Linked DNA regions of Homo sapiens: region 1 is linked to region 2. The links are chromatin loops, found by intact Hi-C in ENCODE. Cell type or tissue: heart left ventricle. All regions are shown on one strand. Each heading gives the region's core, and the rest is flanking DNA. Links, peaks and the distances in the headings are about the cores only.

What was found. A loop is a pair of places that touch in the nucleus more often than their neighbours do. Peaks named below come from ENCODE experiments on the same cell type or tissue, not always from the same donor. Only the 100,000 strongest peaks of a DNase experiment are listed, where the experiment ranks them.
Region 1: it touches region 2 in a loop (2.2-fold over the local background); 5 of 110 quality-filtered maps call a loop at or near these places.

What each region holds. Positions count from the first base shown.
Region 1 is chr11:44,990,993-44,998,060 of GRCh38, reverse strand. No RefSeq gene overlaps it. Among named protein-coding and RNA genes, the nearest start is that of LINC02685, 21 kb to the right of the region's middle. In heart left ventricle, for the core only: a CTCF peak has its summit at 3,161; no DNase peak of the experiment used is centred there.
Region 2 is chr11:45,086,703-45,093,770 of GRCh38, reverse strand. No RefSeq gene overlaps it. Among named protein-coding and RNA genes, the nearest start is that of PRDM11, 56 kb to the left of the region's middle. RefSeq lists an enhancer at 5,769-6,505. In heart left ventricle, for the core only: CTCF peaks have their summits at 3,549 and 3,755; a DNase peak (open chromatin) is centred at 4,260; H3K27ac peaks cover 1,137 bases.

The DNA.
Region 1 (7,068 bases), core at 1,862-4,361, 95 kb after region 2:
AAGAGTGGGGCTGCAGGCTCCCAAAGGGCAGATTGGAAGGGACGGGATCCAGGGCAGAGCTTACTCCATGGGGGCCAGGCTCTACCTTGCAGTGGACAGAGAGTGTGTCTTTCACTGTTGTCTTCCTGAAGGGTTTGATCTCTTTGGATATCCAGTGAGTCTCAGCTATGTCCGAGGAAGAATTTGTGTTCACCCTCGTGCCACAGCCTTAAAGAGGAACAGCAGCTGTTAGTGATAGGAATCAAAATGGGAACAATAATAAAAATAACCACAATCACAATAGTGGCTCAGATACATGGAGCAGGTGCTGTGCACCAGACCGCACTATTTTAAGCTCTTCACCGGATTAACTCCTTTAATTCATGCAAGTACCCTGTGAGGCAGGCGCTATTTCTACCCCCATTTTACAGCTGAGGAAATGGAAGCAGAAAGATTCAGCAAGTTGTCCAAGGCCACCCAGCTAGGAAGTGGCTGGGCTGGGAATTTGCCCCAAACAGCCCCATCACCAAGGGATGGGGGGTAACATAGGCCTGTCTGAGCATCTGGTCTACCACCCGTTGTCCACTAGGAGGAATTCCTCCCATGATAGCCTTGGAAGTTCCAGGGTACGTTTTACTTGTGGAAATGATTTTCTTTTCAGAGATCTGCCTTGCCTCCCTCTTTTTTTATTGTTGAGGTATAATTTATATGTAATAAAATGCACAGATCTTAAAATACAGCCCAATAACTTTTAACAAATGTTCACACTGGCATGACCAACACTCCAAGATAGAGATAGAGAACACTTTTCCATCACTCCCATGCTGCCTACCAATCAATTCCCACCACTAAAAGCTACCACTGTTTCACATTGCCCATTCTTGAACTTGACATAAACAGGATTGCACAGAGCACCTGCTTCCCTCTTTTGCCCCCTCCCTCCTCTCCCCTCTGTCTCAGGCCAGTGTCTCCCTAGTCTCAGCACCTTGGTTCACACTGAGCTGTTAGGGATTGCGTGCACAGATGGCGTGAACCTGCCCCATGCTCCCCATCCCATTCCCAGAGTCCACAGCAGGCATCACTCATTAGTGAAGGTGCTCGTTACCACTGGGCCCATATGTGGCTTCAGACTTCTTAACACTATGAATTGTGGACCAGAGAACCCCTGTCAGTTGACTACAATTGGGATGGGAGTTGAAATTCATTTGCCATCTCAGAATTAAAGTACATATCTATTGCCTCGTGGGATCTGCATTTAAAAACATTTTTATTTTGAAATAAAGACTTGCAAGAAGTTGCAACATTAGCATAGAGAGCTCCCATGTACCCTGCATCCAGCTATATCTTGCACAGCCATAGTATAGTCTCAAAATCAGGAAAATGACATTGGTACAATACTGTCAACTAAACTACAGACCTTATTTGGATTTCACCATTTTTAAAAACATATTTATTAATTTGTCTTCATAACTCTATGAGGGAGGTAATTACATAATCATCACTGCCATTTTACATTTAAGTTTCCATTCTAAGGTTCTTTTTTTTTTTTTTCTTTTTTTTGAGATGGAGTCTTGCTCTGTTGCCCAGGCTGGAGTGCAGTGGCACGATCTCAGCTCACTGCAACCTCCACCTCCTGGGTTCATGTGATTCTTCTGCCTCAGCCTCCCGAGTAGCTGGGACCACAGGGGCCTGCCACCACGCCTGGCTAATTTTTGTAATTTTAGTAGAGATGGGGTTTCACCCTATTGGCCAGGTTGGTCTCGACCTCCTGACCTCATGATCCACCCACCTCAGCCTCCCAAAGTCCTGGGATTACAGGCATGAGCCACCATGCCCAGCTGGATTTCACCATATTTTACATGCTCATTTGGAGAGAGAATATATATTTCTGTGAAGTGTAAGGATGGGCATAAGCAAAGAAACTTCCTTATGCTACCCTCCTCTTCCCCCGATAAATGAGTCTTTCATTGATCTAAGTGCCTCTCCCTCCATCAGTACCATGACGTCTTAATTAATGCAGTTATATAATTATAAAACTGTATTTTAATAGGAGTCCAAGACTTAAGCCAAAAGGAAGAAGCCATGGTAGCAAATTTTTGTGAAACCTGGATTCTATGCTTGACTCTGTGTGACCTTGAACAAGTCACTTCACAATTTTCAGTCTTAACTTTTTTATTAGTAAAGTGAGGATAATAATAATCTTTACGTTGCATAACTGAAAGAAGGATTCCAGGAAATTATAAATAGGAATACTCTTTGACCTATAAAGTGCTATCAAGGTGTTAGGGTTGGTATTTTTGAAGGGGCTCAATGAACAACTCCTCTCTTCCCTAAATTCTGAACCAATTAAGAAATAAGACAAAACTGTTACTATTATTACTGATAAAACTGATAATCGTATTGGAAAATTACCCATCAGATGTAATGTTCACTATTTGGGTAATGGGTACCCTAAAAGCTCAATCCCCACCAATATACAATATACCCATATAACAAATATGTGCATGTACCCCCTGAATCTAAAATAAAATGAAATTTTTTAAAAAAACTGATAATAGAACATGCAGCTTATTCTTTTGAGAACACAGGCTTCCTTATGCTGGACTCTGGAATGAGGTAGAGATCCCCAGCTGGGGGCTCTGGGCACTATCCTGCCCTGGGATGGCTTGGGCTAAGTTCTCAGCAACCGAGATAGAGACATGGATCTCTGAGACAGTAATTGGTGATGGCATTGGCAAGGTTTGTTGATGAATTTGATGTGGATGCTGAAGGAAAGGGAGGAAACTCTAGGAAAATATCAATGTTTGCAGCCTAAGGAATTTGGGAGATGATAGTGTCATTTACAAAGAAGGAAAAAATGGGAGTTTGAACTGGTTACTGGTAAGGGAAAAAAATCACAGAGTGATAGCCCACGACTTCTTTGATAGGCCCCAGATGGGCATTGACTCCAATCAGATGGATGCTTAGCCCTGGTCAGCGTCGAAGTCCTGTCTCCATGATATCCAGAAACTTGTGCCTACAGTGTCTATGACCAGGGATGAATGTCAGCTAGAGGGTGGGGCCATGGGAGCACCATCAGTGCCCTCTGAAAGGTCAACCGTCACATGGACTCCACTCTGCCCAGGCCCACGTGGCCCCCTGCCCTCAACCTTCTCAATGCTAGGGCACCTCCAGGACTTACACTGCACCCTAGTGGGCCTGGGGACACAAATAGGACACTGGTCTTTCCCTTCAGGAAAAGACAGCCTGGTGGGAGAAGCTCACCCGCCCTGCAGTTACCTCCTCTCCTAAGAGGCTAAGTGGCTCAAACCTGGGCTTCATGACTCCTCATCTAGTGGTCTTCCTACTCCATCTGCCTCCCCTTCAGAACAATCCCTCTCTTCCCGCACAGCCCATTCTCTAGGGGCTGCCGTCTCTCCCATCGGAGGGGACGGTTGTGATGACAGCCCCAACAGCGACCTGCATGTGGTGCCCACTGTGCTCACAGGACACTGAGCATTTCACTGTGCTCTCTGCTTATTTCCTTGCAAACTGTCCCAAGGTCACCCCAGGGAGCTTTACCCCAGATCACATACAGATTGTGTTTGGGAAAATATTGTTCTCTCCCAGCTGGGAGCCCAGTGCGTGCCAGAAGGCTTAGGGTAGGTGGGGAGGGGAGTGGAAGGGAACTCCCCACTCTGTACTGAACTCAGCCCTGTGGGATAGGGAGTGCATCGTAGGCATGGAAGGACCCATGGAAAAAATACAGTGCAGAACAGCGGCCCTTCCCCTACAGGATAAAGTTTGGACAGCTCTTGCTTGTCTAATCCTGGCTTCAGCAAGTCTGGCCTGTGAGGATGGCCAGGAGGCTGGTCTTCTGAACCACGATCAGAAAGAACAACCACAGTGAACCCACAGAACCACCTGGAAGGTGAGCTGAGGGCAGAGGAAATGAATCCAAGTTCAATACGCAGATGTTCCACCTCCCATCTGCTCAGAGCTTGCCCAGCAAGGACTCAAATTGGGAAATTGTGCCAAGATTTTATCAACCAATAACTGAAAAAATGCAACTGGCTTTTCCTTGGCCCATAAGCCAATTAACAATTTACTTATTTATTATTGTTTTTAGTGAATAAAATAATCATCTGTTGAGAGTTTACCACAGGCACCATGCTAAGTGCCACTTATACTCCGGCTCGTTTAATTCCCTCATCAACTCCAGTACTGTTATAATATCCATTTCGCTGAACAGAACCTAGAGAAGTTACATAGGTTACTTGAGGTCTCACTGCTAGGAGCCGGGGAGGTAAGAATTGAACCAGACCCCTGCAAAACAGGGTTTACACTCTACCGAGCTGAGGCTCCACCATGCCCCACAGGAAGGTCGCATCACTGAATGTCTACGAATAATCCATTGAGTCCTAAGAGCAGGAATTCTCATGCAAAACCCACACAGTTTTAATGACTGTCATTTCATCCTATGTTTTGGTTAGCAAGTTAGGTAAGATCTCTTTATCACTATTTCATTATTATTCTTGTCCCAAATTGTCTTCGCTATTCTTAAGCAAGGACTCTTCCAAATAAACTTCATGCTCCCACTGCTATTTTCCCTGGAATTACGTTATATGTATTAATTCTGTTAGGGAGAATTGACATCTTTACAATTGGGACTTCCTTTCTAGAAACTGAATGTGTCTCTATTTATTCACATATTCTTTCCCCCCTCCTGGAATGAAGTGTTAAAGATTTCTCCTTATAGCACTTGCAACACTTCTTGTTAAGTATATTTCCTAGACTTTTTCAGCTTGTTGCTGCTATTATGAGCGAGATCTTTTTTTAAATAACATCTTGAAATTAAAAATAGTAACTAAATGGGAAAACAATTAATTTTTACCTAGTTCTTCTATCCAGTTATTTTACCAAACTTTCTTACTAGAGCCGCTCATGTTTCCCCAGCAGAGTTTGAATTTTTCAAGGTAGAAAATCGTACCATCAGCAAATTGTTATTATTTTTGCCTGCCTTTTCAATGTTGATCATTCCTATCTGTGTTTTCTCATCCTTGTCACCACCTGGAGTGATGCTTTCATGTGCTGAGGCTGGGTCATGTCATGGTGAGATAAGAGCCTGATACTATTGTAGGTATCTTTTGCATTTCATATTTTGCTAAGTGCTTTCTCATTCCCCATCTCATTTGATCTTTGCAATAGTCACTTAATCAATCAAAAACTGTGTGCTGAACGGCATGACACGTGTGTTTCTAGTCCTCAGGAAATGTGCAGACCAGTGTGAACACAGGAAGTAAACAAGTGCACAATTAATTTGACAAACACAAGCAAACAACACACAGACCAGCAAAAGTGTAAATTACCACCAACCCTATTTTACAGATGAGAAATCAAGGCCCCAGATGGGGAAGTGACATCCACAAGGTCCTGTAACAAGTAGGTGCCAAGGCTGAGGTGCAAACCCTTCTTCGCATCTTGAGGCTGGGGACAGCCTCCTGGCTTGCCCCTACCTGTGAACATGCTTCTTCCTGGCCCCAGAGGGCCAGCTGTCTCCCAAAACAGTGCCAGTTTCCTTGGCAGTGCCCATTCCAGCTGGCTGAGGGCCGAAGATAGATCTCTCTGGCTTTCCTTGACAGCCAGCCAGGGAAGAGAACATTACCATTGGCAGGGCCTCCGTGGAGATCTGCAGCACAGGCTAAAGACCTTGAACCCCACAGCTGTTGCCACTCAGTAGGCACCGCTTGCCTTTGGGTTTGCTGTGTTGCTGGGTCCCACTTTCCTTGAGAAATAAGCTCTGGCCACAGGATGTGACCTAATTCTGGGTCATGTGGCTTAAGGCCCAGCTGAGAACCAAGGCCAATGCCAGACCTTCTAAAGTGGGAATGAGTATGGCCTTTGGAAATGAGGTCACATTTGTCTGTAGATGCCCAGTGGCTCCCATGGTGGCTTGGAATATGGTGGTTGGGGCTAGAGATTTCTATGGCTCTCACTTTCTATGGTTCTCACAAAACCAATCCTAAAGCTCCCAGCCTTGAGCCCTCTTTGACCTGGTCCAGCCATATTTCCTCCATTAGCGGCCTTTGTGTTCAAGGCCAAATGGTGGTATTCCCTACCATTTGGAGGCTCCCTCCAAGCTTGGTGTCAGGCAGACAGATATTCCAGTTTGGGAAACTGCTGGACCTCTCTGAGCCTCATTTTCTCTGTTTGCAAAATGAGAATGCTAATCTACCTGTCTCAGTGAATCATAGGGTCAGAGGATAAAAGAATCACAGTGGCTGATATTCACATAGTACTTGCTAGATGCCAAGTACTGTTTGAAAGGCTTTACAAATACCTAATCCTCACATCAACCCCATTAGGCTGGTGTTCTTATTTCCCATCTGTGAAGAGGGAACCAAGGTACAGGGAAGTGAAGGAACAGGCACAAGGACCTAATCAGTAGTCAAGATGGGACTGGGACTGTGTGGAGGGCAGCCTGGCTCCAGGTCCCTGCTTTTATTTCTTTTCTTTCTTTCTTTTTTTTTTTTTTCACTTGAGACAGAGTCTCACTCTGTCATCCAGGCTGGAGTGTAGTGGCATAATCTCCCATCTCGGCTCACTGCAATCTCCACCTCCCGGGTTCAAGGGATTCTCCTGCCTCAGCCTCCCGAGTAGCTGGGATTGCAGGTGCCCACCAACACGCCCGGCTAATTTTTGTATTTTTAGTAGAGACGGGGTTTTGCCTTGTTGGCTAGGCTGATCTTAAACTCCCGACCTTAAGTGATCTGCCCACCTCGACTTCCCAAAGTGTTGGGAGACTTACAGATGTGAGCCACCATGCCTGTGCCCCTGCTCTTAATCATTGTGTGATAAGTGTGTGTGTGTGTGTTGTGTGACAGCCATGTGTGTGTGTGTGTGCATTGTGTGCCTGTGTGAGACAGAGAGAGAAAGCTCACAGCACTGTGCCGGGCACCAAGTGGTCCAATCACTCAGGGGACATCAAGTTTCCATAAATCTTATCTCTGTCCCTCCCTGACTTGGCACCTTCTGCGTTGTTTTATCAATTTTGTATTCCTAACTTAATCTCCCTATGGTGTGGGGCCTGGGTTTCATCTGCATCTGAAT
Region 2 (7,068 bases), core at 2,401-4,900:
TGCTCAGCCTGAAACTCTCTAAATAGCCTCTCTCCCCCCACAGCCACCCCAGCATACACAGATACACACCCCACACATGGAACAGCTAGAGCACATGTGGCCTCCCACACCGCCGCTTCTGTGGGTGTGAGGGCGTAGCTGTCGTGGTGATGGTGGCAGCAATGGAGGTGGTGGGGTTGTTGTAGTGGCAGTGGTGGGGTAGTGGTGGTGATGACAAACAGCATATCATTTAGCCACACATAAATCTACAAGATACATAGTATACATGCAAACTATAAAGAAAAGCTGCACAATGATTAACACTGAGTAATGACAAATTGTGCTCACAGATAGATAACGTTTCCAAGAAACCACAAACCACACTCATAGACACAGACCAGGCTAACTGTGAGACCCCACCAGTGAGTAAGCACCGGTGAAACACCCCTTCCTCTCCACTGCCTTTCTGAGTGACAGTGGCTTGCTCACCAGACAACGCCGGTGCGGTTTTAACCCTCCTGCCTCCAAGATCAAAATTATTAAGTGCCCATGCACTCAGTCCAGAACTGGACTTGCTTTCCTGGTTTTCCTTGGAATCATCCAGCCAAGCCTAGATCTTCTCAGGGGCTTTCCAGATCCCTTTCCCTGAGACACCACCGAGGTTTCCCTGCGCTGTGCACTCCCTTGCAGCGACAAGCTTACGAAACCTCCCATTTTCTTACTGCAATCATGTTCTTGGGTCTCTGGGCCATGGGCTTCCACAGCACAACACGGAACCCAGTGGTTAACCTGGGCAGGGGGATATGGGGCAGCCACAGGGTCAGGGCAAGCGTGGGCTTGGAAAGCATTGGGAAGGTTTCTTAGGCTGGGTTTCTTAGTCTGGGCTTATACAAGCCTTCATTTATTATTATTTTACGATTTAACATAGTCTTTTAAATGTGCGTACGTTATATAGATTATTTTATATGTATGTTTCACAGTAAAAAGTAAAAATAGGCTGGGCACAGTGGCTCATGCCTATAATCCCAGCACTTTGGGAGGCCAAGGTGAGATGTTCACTTGAGCCCAGGAATTCAAAACCAGCCTGGGCAACATAACGAGACTCCATCTCTACCAAAAAAAAAAAAATTAGGCAGGCATGGTGGCACATGCTTATAGTCCCAGCTACCGAGGAAGCTGAGGTGGGAGGATCACTTGAGCTTGGGAGGTGGAGGCTGTGGTGAGACATGATTGCACCGCTATGCTCCAGTCTGGATGACAGAACGAGACCCTGTCTCTAAAAAAAGAAAAAAAGAAGTAAAAATTAAAAAGTTAATAAAAAAGAAAAAAACAACAACAGACGCCATATTCTTGCCAGATGCCCAGGGAATGACTCTGGCCTTTTTCCTGGGCCCCATTGGCCTGGGACCAGCAGAGCAGCCCTGGGGTCCTGGAGGAGTCAGGGCTGGTTCTCAGGACTGGGGCGAGGCCCTCTGAGGGGAGGAGGTCTGACCAGCAACTTGCCTTCCCCTCCATTCAGGGCCTTCCCCACATGCCCGGAATTCCTGACCTGGCCCTGGTGCTGCCTCCCTTAGGGACAAGAGGTGGGGGCCTTTGAGTGTTTGTTTAGAGGCATAGTTTCCTTAAATGGCTGGGTTTTTAAAAAATGTATGTGCCTGCAGCTAACTTCCTCTCCCTGACAGCCAGGGCATCGGATGCAGGAGGGCAGGCAAGAGACGGGAGGGGGCTGGGAGGAGTCCAGGGACGGGGGACAGAGGAGCCAGAAAGCTAGGCAAGGAGGCAGCTTCTAAAAAGCCTTGGGACCCCCCTTCCACTTCAGGAAGAAGGCACAAGGCCCAGACAGGGAACATGAGAAGCACGCAGCAGGCGGGCATTCCCACAGCAAATCAGGGACAACCGTGGGAATGCCAACCTGCTTATTTGTTTTTATTTCTATTAAGTCTTTTCCTGCCTCTGAGCCTTGGCACCTGCTGTTCCTTCTGCCTAGGCCCCCCTTTCTTTGGTTCTTCTAGTGACAAGCACCTTGTCGCTCTCCAGGTGTGAATGCTACTTCCTGACCATGCTTCCCCTATCCACACCAGCCCCTCCCACACCCCCGATTGTTATTTACATCATCCCGCTGAATGAATGAAGTCTGCAAGCTATGGAATAGGTAGTTGTAGGTTTCCTTTGGAGAGGAATCTGCTATATCTTAAAACAGTGATTTCTTCTGTTTTTTCAGTTTACTTTTGTAGCCACATCAGAAAATCAAACGGTAATTTTAAAACTGTGTTTCCCTAAGCTATTTGATGTAGTTATTTATTTAACATGTGAACTATACCTCCTCCAATAGGCTCATTATAGCTATTGTGAACACTTGAGAACTGTTTCTGAGACATAGCCATGCTAGAAAATGTATTATTTAACCAAAAGAACAAACTTTGGCATTCTGGTTATTTTTTTTCAATGAAGCATAGTATTATTTTAACAGACATGGGCTTTGATTTCTGAACTTTTAACCTTATGGGTTATAAATATGAAATGGAGTCATATTTTAATGAAAAAGGAAATAGGACAATTTCAACTTGGTCAATGAGAAACGTTACATTTCAGGCTAAGAGGTTAATTCTGTTTTCATTTTCTTGGTTTTTCATCGCCAAGAAAAGCAGTACAAGGTTTCCTGCTTTTAAATTTCCCAGGTGATTTATAGATGTAGCACAGTGTTATTTATGGGAAAACACCAGAAGAAAATAATCTTTCTGCTTAACAGAAGAAATTTTGATACACATTTTCCAATTAATAGTCTTCCTGCATTCATGTTTGACACCTTGCAAGGGATTCCTCCTGTTTTAGGACAGAGCCTGAACTCCTTTGGAGCCCACGAGGGCCTGAAAGATCTGGCTCCTGTCTTCCTCTTCTGCTTCATCTACTGTCCCCAGTGCTCCGTGCCCCTGATTGAACTTTGCTCCTTGCCCTTTACACACACTGTTCCCTCTGCCAGCCTCATTCACACTCCCTACCCTGTACTCATCAGTCCTGCCTTTCACAGTTTAGATGTCGCTTCTTCCAGGAAGCCTTCCCAGATGCTCTGGAATGAGTGATGCTCCAGGCAGCTTCCCACATGTTCTCTGTCATATTTTTTATCCCATTATATTATCTTGGTAATTCCTCAGTTTTTTTGTCTGACTCCTTCACTAGACTATAAGCTGTATGGGGACAGGGACCACGTTTAGATTCCTGGGGTCTACCATAATGTTTTACACATGGCAGGTGCTCCATTAATGCCAGGTGAATAAATGAACACATAGCCAGAATTTGACTGAGGTTCACCAAATTCTGGTAGCCCATCACCTATGGTCCATCATTCATAGTTCTTGGATGATTTCCTCTTAGTCATTAATTTGGTCATTCACTCCATCCATTCAACCAATTCTCCATCCATCCATCCATCCATCCATCCATCCATCCATCCATCCTTCCATCCATCCATCTATCCATCCATCTGTCCATCCATTCAGCCATCCATCTGTCCATCTATTCATCCATCTGTCCATCCATCCATCCATCCATCCATATATTTCTGTGACTAGCAGAAACAGTGAGGTTGAAGTCGCAGTGGGTTTTAGCGAAAGAAGAAAATCAGGATTTCTGATGTTAATGTCAGGTTTGGTGTAAGGTATAGATCAGGCTCAGAAAACCAGAACCACATTGTGGGCACACCCAAGCAGGGAGTGGCAGAGCTGATGGAGGAATGGCTTATGCATCAGAAGCTAAAGCAATTCAAGCCTCCCTCGCCCCCTGGCTGACACACATGGCCAGCACAGACACGTCTACTCTCCCCTCCCCTCCCTCCCTTCCTTCCTTCTTCTATTAAGTCTTCATGGAGACCTCTCTCTGGGGCAGGCCTGTCCTGAAGACTGTAGAATCAGACCCAGATTTCTGCCCTAAAGCTGCTCTGAGTGTATACAGGGATTCTAGCATAGGCGTGGAGAACAATACAGGAGGCCCACTGTGGCCCCTGCCATAAGAGAGGCCCAGGTCATGTGCTCTGAGCACCTGGAGGGAAGAGAGGAAGGTAGGGCTGCATGTAGGAGGGGGCACTGGAACTGGATCTTGACGAGTGGGTAGGACTTGGGCATGTGAAAATGAGAGGAGAGTGTTCTAGGACACAATCAAATGAGCCAGGCAGAGAAATGGAATGAATCCAGGCAATTTCAGGGAATCCAGCCTGCTGGAGGGCAGGGAGTAGGACGTGAAAGAGGGCTGGGGAGAAAGCCAGGGAGGAACTGGGCCAGGTCACAGCCCTGGCCTTGGAGGCCAGCTGGGGAATGATGGATTGAGTAACTCACTCATCTAACAAATATTTTTAGCATTAATATGTTCCAGGCCACAGGCTGTGGGCTGGGTACAAAAAGGATGGAAATCTGCCCTCAGATGGCTCAAAGTCTGTGAGCCATTCCTATGTACTGAAGTGGTTCCAGCTGAGGAGGGGCCTAGTCACTCTGGCTGGGTTCCCCGACCTCACCTTACCTCATCTCCCATATCCTGCATTCCCTCCATCTCACAGCCACTGCCATTTTAGGGCCCATTGGCTCTTCCCCAGTGCTTTGCAGTAGCATCCGGCCTGCTCTCCTTGCTTTAGCCTCATCCATCTTCCCCTCCCTGCAGGCAGTGGAATCTCCATAAAGGAACATATTATGGCCGGGTGTGATGGCTCACACCCGTAATCCCAGCACTTTGAGAAGCCAAGGTGGGTGGATCACATGAGCCCAGGAGTTCGAGACCAACCTGGGCAACATGGTGAAACTGGCTCTACAAAAAAATACAAAAATTAGCCGGGCATGGTGGTGTGCACCTGTAGTCCCAGCTACTCCAGAGGCTGAGTTGGGAGGATCGCCTGAGCCCAGGGAGGTTGAGGCTACAGTGAGGTGACGGTCACATGACTGCACTCCAGCCTGCAACACAGAGTGAGACCTTGTCTCAAACAAACAAACAAGAAAAAGGAGCACATCATGTTGCCCTCCCCTGCATAAAACCCTTCCTGGCTCCCCAGTGCTCTGAGAATAACTTCCAAGACCTTGTCCTGGACAAAGCGCAGCCCTCACATTCTTCTCCCCCAACTCCTCCGTGGCCTCATGGGAGTTCTCTCATTTTCCTGAGGGCTCCCTGTGTTTTCCTCTGATCAGGCTCATCTCCAGCCCTCACTGCCTACTCTGCGCAGGCTCCCCTTGCAGGCTCTGCAGGCTGGGGGCAGATATCAATTCCTTGAGCCCCCTTTCTGGACTCCCCAGGCTGTGCTTAGTGTGGCGAGGTGTGTTTTTTCTGCCTGTTTCTTTGCTTGGTTTTCCCCACAGCCTGTGAGCTCCTTGGGTGGGGGATGGCATTTGCTAAGCATACCATTGCCTCACCATTCTGTCTACAACCCTCGAGTATCCCGTATAGAGCAGGCCTTGGATTCCTGGGGACCTGAGGATGGATGAAAGCCAGGCTTAGACAGGGTGGGGTGGATGCCTCTCCCAGCACCCCTGGGCCACTTGGTGGGAAGGGGTCCAGAGATAGGAGGTGGGCGTCAACTTGGGAGGAAGCTCAGGACCTCTGGGATTCCAGAGAGGTCTGGCAGGCTCCAGGGTGTCCTCAGGTGAGATAAAGGGTTGGGCCAGGGTTGAGGATGAGGCAGGTCCACCCTGCCATGCTGCAGCCGGAGTCCAGCTTCCAGATATGGGTGGGAAGGAGCTTCCCCCTCGATGGCCCGACTGTGACTTTGGCCTCTGCATTCATTTCGCCCGTTCTGTCTTTTTCTCTGTGCCTCTTTCCAGCTCGACCCGCCTGGGGCTATTTTTGCTTCCTTCTTGTTCAGTTGCCTGAGCAGCATTGTGGCTTTAATTGGTCCATTTTCTGCATGCTGGAAAGATGTTCCCTCCTTGTCCCCTGCCCACCCCCACCCGAGAGTGGGCCCAAGAGTAAAAGCTAGAAGTGAGGCTAATTATGGAGGGAAGGGTGGACAGAGACAGGCTCAGGCGAAGGAAAAAGATAAATGGAGGGAAAGGAACAGATAGAGACAGAGAGGGAGACAGAGAAAGAAAGAGAAAGAGAGAGAGAGAAGGCAAAGGCCAACACACAGAAGAAGAGTGGGAGCCCGGAGAGCTGGAGACAGAAATATAAATAATTGAGGTAAGAGAGAAACACAAGAAGACAAAGAGAGACTCAGAGAAGCAACCAGATGGATTCAAATACACATTGCGTGACAAGAGAAAGACAGAGGCCCGCAGCCACCCTGAGAGGGAGGGAGGGAGGCAGCCTGCAGCTGGACAAGCAGCAGGGAGCAGTGTCTCCAGGGAGGCCATGGCTTGTGTAGAACTCCACCACCTCCAGTCAGGGGCCTCTGGCCAGTCTCTGCTTCTCTGGGCCTCCTTTGCAACATAGAGATAATAAATGAGAGGTCTGCACTATTTGCAGGGGCTCGCTGGGGAGGGCTGCAAGGTGCTTTGTAAATGGTTAGACTTCTGCAAATAGGGGAAGAAGGGAATCACTGTTCCGCAGTGTGGGGCTTCACCTGTGTACATCTTCCTGCCTCTTGAACTTTAAATGAGTTAGGTGGAGTGGGGCAATGCCTAACACATTATTTGTTGTTTATTCCTACAGCAAAGGTGTACTGACCACCTGCTCACTATGTCCAGCCTCCTTTCTGGGCTCTGAAGACAAAAGGTGACCAGGGCAGGGCTACTGCCCTGCTGCTCAAGCTGTGGCCTCTATTAGGTGCTCATTGTTTAGGAGGAGGAGCTTACACACCTAACTCCACTATCACCTGGCACTTGTTCTAGCTGAGGTATGCCTCTGCCTCCACCCAGGGACAGTCAGGGACAGCTTCCCAGAGGAGGCAACGTGGGACAAGGCCTTGAAGGCTTTTCTGAGTGGAGAAGGCTGAGAAGGAATTCCAGGTGGGGGGATTAGTGTATGCAAAGGTATGGCCACCACACAGGATGGGGCTTCATGGGCCGGGTGGCACTAAGGAAGTTGAGGGTGAGGGTGAGGGGAAATGGGAGATAAGGCCAGGAAGGTAGGCAGGGGCTGGCTTGGGAGGGGCCTTGAATGCCAAGTAAGGAGTTAGGG